Regions from separate parts of the Mus musculus genome. Here region 2 is linked to region 1. Evidence: chromatin contacts called from ENCODE POLR2A ChIA-PET data. All regions are on one chromosome and are shown on one strand. Each heading gives the region's core, a stretch centred on a gene start or an enhancer-like site at or near the end of the contact. The rest is flanking DNA. Distances are from core to core; before and after follow the strand shown.

Region 1 (4,557 bases), core at 564-3,063:
GCACTCCACACACAATTCACGGCTTTCCTGCAATGGCCGGTCCAGGTCACCCACCCAGTATCTGGCAGACAGAGGTGGACAGCAGCCTCTGGGGACATTTCCCACTCCCTCCTCCCTCTGGGTTGAGAAGCCAGCTCCTGGCTCTTCTCAAAAAGACAGATGTATCCATAGGAATCCCATCTCCAGCCCCAGCACCCAGGGCAGGCAAGGGCTCCATGCCAGATGCTGAGGGTAGGGACTAGAATGTGCCATCTCTGGCTTCCAAGGGCCTGTCCTGTCCCTGAGCTGGAGCCCAGGGGAATCACAGCAGGAGAAGAGAGCCACGTCAGAGGCAGAACTGGCTGCAAACCTAGGCCCTGTCACCACATAGGCATGTGACAGGCATCCCAGCCCTAGTCCCTGAAGGCCTTAGCTACTTTAACTAGACTCTGCAGTATCTCCTGAGTCCTGCCAGGCACCTGGAACTTGAGTGACACTCAAGGGGACAAAGGTCTTCTTGGAAAGTGAGTAGCTATCTGGGCCAGTCTGTGATTTCATCTGAAATTGCCCAGCAGCCTAAGGTGGCACAAAGCCACAGAGGTGCTAGAGCCAGAGAGACACAAAAGGCTGGGCTCCATTCTCAAGAGCTACAACAGCAGGCTCCCAAGGGCCCAGCCCTGAGGCTAGTGTCCTGCTGTGGGTGGAAAGGGCCAAACTCCAGGCCAGCTGGCTCTGACTATGGTAAGGTGAGGGTGCTGGACAGGTTTACCTGGAAATACTCACCCTTGACCCTGGGAGAAAAGGCCGTGACACTGTGCATTTCTTGTGTGTGTGTGTGTGTGTATGTGTGTGGCCCTCGGGTGCTGTCCACCTTTGTTCAGACAAGGTCTCTCTCACTTGCCTGCAGCTCACCACGCTGCTTAGGCTGGCTGGACACCATGCCCCAGGGACCTGCCCACCCCATGCCTTCCTAGCATGGGGATTAGAAGCCTACCTCAATGCCCAGCTTTTTAATACAGGTTCCGGGGATCAAACTCCCGCTTGTGTAGCAAGGACTTAACGGAGCCATCTCCCCATCCACACCTGAACACATCTGAGGCCCACCCTGTCCTTTAATTAGCTCTGCTTTGCCCTGGGGACAGGAAGGACTGTCCATCTGCGCCCTCACTCATATGAACCCAGCAGAGGCAGTGGCCTCTGGGCAAACGGAGTCAGAGGACCCTGTGCTGGACAATCACACGATGTCTATCCTGGGCAGCCCTTCTTGCCTGGGAACAACTCCTAGCCAGCTCCAGGAAGCAGACCTGGTAGCACCCACCCAGGGGGTTAACTAACAGGAGCCCATTTGGCCCTAGCTCAGGGAGCTGCCTCTCCCTTTGGTGATGATGGCAGCCATGTGAACCTGGCCCATGAGCTCCCCACACATCTGAACTAGGGCTGAAACTGACCTTCTTCGCAGGACAGGCTCTTCCAGCGGCTGAGACGAGTATGCACACCCCATGGTGCTCCCGTTCCCAGCAGGGATTAAAGAAAAAGGGTCCCGCACTGAGCTCTGCGGCAGCTGGCTGGCAGCCCACAGAAAGGAAGTTCGCTTTTGTCCATTCTCAGTGTGATGGGGTAGGCTGCTTGGGCCCAGAGACTCTGAAAGTGCCACCAGACACCCCAGAAGTCCTCTCAGAATTCTTCGGCACCTCTGCCTGCCGCTGTCCCCATGAGCCTGTGAACTCTGCAACATCTGGCAGCTCCAGCAGGACTCCGAACTGAGACTGCAGCCTCCCATGATCCCCTGCGGCTGGGGTAACACCCCCCCACCACACACACACACCATGGACTGAGGGAAGGCGAGAACCTTTCTACATACACACCCCCACTCAGTCTCCTTGGTAACTGTTTATATCAGAGCCCTGCTCCCCACACCCTCCCCCTTTCCCATTAGGAGAAAAAAAGGATGGAGAACAAAGCTGTCCCAGCCCTGACACAGAGCGCTGTGCAGGTCGCAACAATAAGCCACCCTTCGCTGCTCCAAGAGCCCCTGGAGAGAACTGGGGAGTCAAAGACACTGGGGCTCTGGCACCCAGGCACATCCTGGCCACTACAGGGAGATAGACTTTCCCTTCCTGCCCCATGCAGTGGGGACAGCAAGCAAAAGGTTGCGTGTCTTATGAAACCCCTTTCTTGGTACCCAGGCCCAGACCCCAGAGCGTTGTGCAGGTGGCAGCTGGCCCATGTTGTGGGAGCCAGACACCACATGGCTCCATAGCAGAGCCTGAAAGGTTCCAATTAGCCCCCCACCCCACCCCCAGCCCTCCACTGGGAGCAGGCGTCTCTGAAGTCAGCTTCAGGCCACCAGAGTGGGCAAGAAGAGAGGAAGGGGGGGGGGAGCTCTGAGTCACAGGGAGAACCCAGATGCCTCAAGGGGGTGCATTTTTTTTCTCCAGTCCCAGGCAAGGAGAAGCAGCACTTCTGAAAGCCGAGGCAACTCAAATCTAATTTTCTGTGTGTTAGAACTGATTCCTCCTGGGATGGTCCCCTGCCTGGGAGGGACCCAGGAAGCTGCTTTTGAACTTGTAGAGCCTGGCTGTCTGGTGACTAACGTCTCCAGGCCACAGGGTTAACAGGCAGAAAGGGCCATGAGAACAGTGGCAGAAGGGGACAGCAGCTCCCCGCTGGGATAGATGGCCGGCTTCTGTCTGTGTGGAGCTATGATGAAAACCAGTAGGTAGCGCTCCACAGGGCTACGCTCCCAGGGGAGCCACTTCAAAGGGAGCTAGGAGCCAGCTAAGGGCGAGAGCTGACAGGGGCCTCAGGTCAAATCCTAGTTCCTGGAGAGACTTGATGGGGGATGGGAGGACTCTACCCTCTCAGAGGAGAAGTGGGGAGGGATTGTGGGAGAGGTGGCCAGGAAGGGGAGGGGGCAGCAATTAAATTTGAAAAAGATTTGGGCCAGGTGGTGGTGCCCATCTCCGATCCCAGCACTTTGGAGGCTAAGACGTGAGGACAGAGTTCAGTCTAGACTACAGAGCAACTTTGTCTCAAAAAACAAAACCAAAACAAACAAACAAACAACCCAAACAAACAAAAACAACAACAAAGAAAGCTGGGGATATAGTCAGTGGGCCGAGTAGTTTTCTACCACACGAAGCCCTGGGTTCCACCCCCAGCACCACATAACTTGCCATTGCGATGACTGGGACATTTATACTAGGAAGAATCAGAGTTCAATGTCATCCTCTACACAGGTACATAGCAGAGGCTAGCCTGAGCTAGTGAGACGACAAAAGGAAAGGGGAACAAAAAAAACCAGGGCCACCGTGCTGGCTAATTTTACTGATCTGACACAAGCTAATGTCATTCATCTGGGAGGCAGGAACCCCAATTAAGAAAATGCCTCCATAAGATCTGGCTGTAGGTAAACCTGTAGCGTGTTTTCTTAATTAGTGACTGACAGGGGAGGCCCCAGTCACTGTGGGTGGGGCCATTCCTGGGCTGGTGATCCTGGGTTCTATAAGAGCTAAGGCTGAGCAAACCGGTAAGCAGCACTCGCCATCCACCCAGAAGGCTGGCCTGGTGACCTTTTGGGCTATCAGTGTGACAGAGACCACACCAGATCCTCCCTAGAGTGTGAGCTCATCAAGCCACAGAACCTATTTTATCACATGTAGTCAAACCTACAGGCTCCATCTTTATGGAAGATGTCACATGTAAGTTACAAAGAGTTTTGAAGTAGTTACGTCTTAAGCTTTATTGTATAGTGAGATTGAGTTAATTATCACCAGGAGGGTTGTCACTGTATCATGCTGTGCTTAGATGTGCCTACAATAAACTATTTGGGGTCCAATTCCCTAAGGTCAAACCAATCCTGGCTACTTAGTTGTGAACTACTTTTCTTGCCTCTTGTAGATCATTACTCTGCTGGCTGTGGTGCTCCTTGACCCTTGTACTCCCCTGTGGCCTCGGCACCTGTAGCTCCTACCTACAGATTCCTCCTCTGTTTGAATTCCTGCCTTGGCTTCTTGGATCTGTGAGCTACATAAGCCCTTTCCCTCCAAGCTCCTGTTGGCCACGGTGCTTCATCACAGCAGTAGAAACCCTAGCCAAGACAGCAAAGAAGTCGACATAGTGGGCTAAAGTGCTTCTATTGCAGTTATCCTGAGCAGGCCACATCTGGAGTGAGCAGGCCACATCTGGAGTGTCAACAGGAAGGCCAGAACCCACTTATTCAGAGAGCAGAAAAATGCAGGTGACCTCAACTGGTGACAGTAGAGGTCCCAGACCAGAGCTTGCAGAGGGGCCTCTTCTAGACACTTCTGGGTCAGACACTGTGTCCCCTGCCCACTCTTCACATCGACAGCTGTCTCTTACATGCCCCTCCCTCCCTCCCTCCCTCCCTCCCCCCACCCCCTCTCTTTCTCTATGTTTTTTTTCAAGACCAAGTTTCTCTTCCTAATAGCTCTAGCTATCCTGAACTCTCTCTGTAGACCAGGCTGGCCTTGAACTTCCATATATCTGCCTGCCTCTGCCTCTGCCTCTCTGCCTCTGTCTCCCTAATGTTAGGATTAAATGCAGGGGCCACCACAC
Region 2 (3,951 bases), core at 181-2,680, 53 kb before region 1:
AACTGTCCTAGGCCAAGTCTACCCAAAGCAAGGATGATCCTCCAAGAATAATTCAAAAGAGATCCAGTGGAGGAGATGGTTCAGTGGGTAAGTGCATAAGGACCTGAGTTCAAAGCCCGGTTCCCCTGCCTGGCAGGTTCATCAAAGGCCTTCTCACTCTCATAAATAAATAAATAAATAAATAAATAAAGTCTACAACAGGGGTTCTTAAGCTTCCTAATGCTGCAACCCTTTAATACAGTTCCTCATGTTGAGGTGAACCCTTCAACCATAAAATTACTTTTAAAAATAAAATTGCTACTTCGTAACTGAAATTCTGTTACGGTTATGAGTCGTAATGTAAACATTTGCTACGGGACCCCTGTGAAAGGGTCATTCGATCCCAAGGTTGAGAACCGCTCGCTGGTCTAGTGTGTGATGGCCAAGACACCGATGTCCTTCTCTGGCCTCTGTACAATCATGTGCACATGACACCACACACACTCTGAAAAACGATGCTTGATGCACATCTTTAATGCCGGTACTGAGGCAGAGACTGGACTCCGTGAGTTCGAGGCCAGCCTGGTCCACATAAACGGACATAAAGCAAGCAATCCCTGGGCGGGAAGGCCACTGACTGTGCTAATTTCAATCGAATCTCCCAAACTACTGTGACCCTGATCCGTTCTCCACCCTCGGAGCCCCCGGCACTACGAAGTTAACGTCCGCGTTATTTCTCTCCTGGTGCCTCACATCCATGGAGGCTTCAAGGAGAAAATCAGTTAAGTCGAAGCAATGCAAAGTTGCATATAATGCAACTCGCATCCGGACCGCGAGCCTCGGCTTCTGCACCTACGTGGAGCGCAGACTATGGAGGAAACCTGGACTGACTCTGTCCCCCTTCCATGTTGGTCGGGATGTGAGCCGGGCGGCCCAGACGTCCAGAGTGAGCCTTGGATGGTTAAGAAACGCCGAGCTCCGGGGACGCGTGTGCCGCCCCCGGAGTTCCTTCCTAGGCAGGCAGCCCCTTGTACCTGGGCCGAAGTGCTGAAGCTGCGGCGGAGAGCGGCGCCGGCAGGACGGGCGAGAGCGGACAGCATGGCTAGGGCGGGCGGGACACGGAGCTACTGGCAGGAGCTACAAGAAGACGAGTGACTCCAACGACCTCCACTCTGCGCAGTGGCCGCCCGGTCCAGAGCCACCTGATCTCGCGAGAGAAGCGCAAGAAGCTTGAGCCAAATCTCGCGAGACAGGCTCGGCCGTGTGGTTCCTTGTCTAGCACGCCCTAGACCCGGCGAGCGAGGCCTGACGTCACGATTCTCTCCGGCTCCAAAGAAGTCATCTCTGGGCTCCGGCCACTTCCGAGATCTCGCGAGAGAGGCCCGGCTTCACTTTATCAGGCCGTTCCTTCCCCCGCCTCCTACCCCGCCCCTTGCCCCGCCCCTCCCCACCGTTAGCTTTGCCCACTTCCGGGACCTAGCGCTAGGACAGACGGTCACCAGGATTAGGCGGAATCTTGGGACCGCCCCTAGCAACCCGGTACTAGAAGGACTCTTGGAGCGCTCGCCCGGAGGACAGGCTCTAGGTTAGAAGTACCCGTTATCCCAGGTGGGGCTCCGGTCGGACGTCCTGCCGGGGAGCCTGACAGAAGTCGCGCAGCAGGTCAGGCGGCCCCGGAGCTCCTGACCTCAGCCAGGCCCAACTTTCCTGCCCCCTGGAAGAGGCCGGCTGGGGTCCCGGGGCGTCCCGGGGCGGGGTGGGCAGCATCTCCCCACCTGTTTCCTCCAGAGCCGCCCTTCCGACAAGTTACACAGAGCCTTGTTGAGGTTCCAGGCTTCTCACACAACCCGCTCGGAGGAGCGAGTACTCGCGTTGTCATGGCACCAGGCGATGTGCAGGACCGCGATCCTAGGTCTGGGACGGAGGAAGAAACGTTTGGTGACCGTGCCTCAGGCTTTGGGCTTGTCTCTACCCCTCAAACTCTCCAGCAGTGCAGGGAGCACGGTTCTGCAACTCTTCTTCTTGCTTTTCCTGCTCCCCCCTTCTTTTCCTTCCTTTCTTACTAAAATCCGCACAACACACGATTAAAAAAATAATAACTATTCTAAAGTTCAGGATCAGAGCTGGAGGGATGACTCTGGTTAAGAGCACTTGCTGCTCTTGCAGAGCTTCGATCCTGAGACGCTAGCAGGTGGCCCACAACCCCCTGAAACTCTAGCTTCAGGCATAGCCATTGCCGCAGGCATTCGTGTGCAGGTACCCACGGAGACACAGAAATAAACATTTAAAATGATAAAAATGTAAAAGTAAGGACCCATACACATACAGACGTGCACATATATGCACCTACATACATTCGAACGCATGCTACACACATAAAAAATATTCCGGAGGCTGCAGCAGAAGGATTGATGTGAGTTTGAGGCCAACATGAAACTCTGTTAAAAAAAAAACCAAAAAACAAAATAACAACCATGCAAACAAAAAGTTGGGGAGGGGGTTAGAGAAGGAACTGGAAGGGAGGGAACTGGTTGGATTTGTTCAAAAACACTTGGCATGAATGTGAAGTTCTCCAGCAATAAAGTATAAGTTCAGTGTCCTAGCTGTCCTTGAGCAGGCCTGTATTCCCAGGGACCTGGAGGCTGAAGCAGGATGGTAGCAAGTTCAGTGACTCAGTCTGGTTGGGGACAGTGACAGAGAAAGCAAGGCTGCTGGTGGTAACAAACGAGAACCAAAGAGCATAGCCACACACGAGAGCTGGCGATGGCTGGCCGACTCTCTTCCCTGGCCTCTACCTCTTTGCTGGATGGATAAAGTGTACTACCAGCCCCGTCTGGAATCGGATATGCCTCCCCCGGTTCTTGCCTGGCCTTTGGGGAGCAGAATCTAGTGGGCATCTGAGCAACATTTGGAGAAGTGATATGCGAACCTGGGGAAATGGGCTTGGAACGGAGGTCATGTTAAAAGAACCTTCCAGAGGATGAGCCACTTAAACAGACCTGCCAGAAGACTGGGTGGGTCTTAGTGGGAGCCCTGGAGGAGGGAAGTGCCTCTTGTCTGAGCTGGTAATGGTTCAGTGGGCAGAGAAGCGGGCTGCCAAGCCTGAGTGCAATCTCCAGGGCCCATGCTGCTGATTCTTCAATAGTGCCAAGTATGGAGAGGCAAGGGAAAGGAGGAGACAGGAAGACGTAGCCTTGTGTTCCAGGAGATGCTTTCTATTGGGGTGGGGATATATGGATAAGCACTGCCCTTGATCTTATCTCTGAAGAATATGCTCTGGTAATTGTTTAACTTTCTGACGTCATCTAGGGGTCAGGGAGTATGTATTTATTAATCATTAATTAATTAATTTTGGTTTTCTGAGACGAGGTTTCTCTGTGTAGCCCTGGCTCTCCTGGAACTCTGTAGATTGGACTGATGAACTCAGAGATCCCCCTGCCTCTATCTCCCAAGTGCTGGGATTAAAGGATGCACCACATTTTATGTATGCTATTATTACTTTTAAGGCAGGGTATAATGTACCCCAGGCTGCCCTCATACTTTCTGGGTAGCCAAGGATGGCCTTGAACTCCTGATCTTCCTGCCTCTTAATTCCAGAGTGTTGCTTGCATCAATGTACCCAGTTTATGCAGTGTTGACGATGCAATCCAGGCCCTTGCAAACGGTAGGCAAGCACTGTACCCACTGAGCTTGTCTCATTCTGTTCGTCCAACTTGAGACCATTCTGAGAGTGGGCCCTGGTGAATTCTGGTAGAGTTGACTGAGATTAGAGGAGGTTGGAACCATCAGGTGCTCAGGGCCCCTGAAAACTAGCCAGGAACCTTGGAGCTGCTTCTTTGGGGTGTGTCTAACAAAGCTTTTGAGATCATCACAAGCATGTTAGGAGGAAACAGGACTTGATTTAAACACAAAGGATCCCAGGGCCTGAGGACACAGGGAATGATGGAGTGGCTGGGAGATGTGGGGAAACTA

The links. ChIA-PET counts read pairs that join two places held with the same protein, here RNA polymerase II (POLR2A).
Region 2: POLR2A ChIA-PET joins it to region 1 with 13 read pairs in Patski. The contact joins the promoter of Styxl1 here to the enhancer-like site in region 1. POLR2A ChIA-PET finds 5 or more read pairs at or near these places in 3 of 5 experiments (Patski and embryonic stem cell).

Annotation. Positions count from the first base shown.
Region 1 is chr5:135,722,912-135,727,468 of GRCm38, reverse strand. All of the region lies in intron 2 of Por (P450 (cytochrome) oxidoreductase), which reads right to left. Among named protein-coding and RNA genes, the nearest start is that of Mir7034, 11 kb to the left of the region's middle. Within about 2 kb of position 1,813, at least 1 of the 3 ENCODE cell types and tissues checked has a DNase peak (open chromatin) inside an H3K27ac peak, as active enhancers do.
Region 2 is chr5:135,775,864-135,779,814 of GRCm38, reverse strand. It overlaps Styxl1 (serine/threonine/tyrosine interacting-like 1), which reads left to right and starts at 1,430. Exons shown (of 9, transcript NM_029659.4): 1 at 1,430-1,564. Mdh2 (malate dehydrogenase 2, NAD (mitochondrial)) reads right to left here and starts at 1,166. Exons shown (of 9, transcript NM_008617.2): 1 at 1,014-1,166. The coding sequence starts at 1,079. Gm30205 (a long non-coding RNA gene) reads right to left here. Exons shown (of 5, transcript XR_003955810.1): 5 at 1,831-1,893.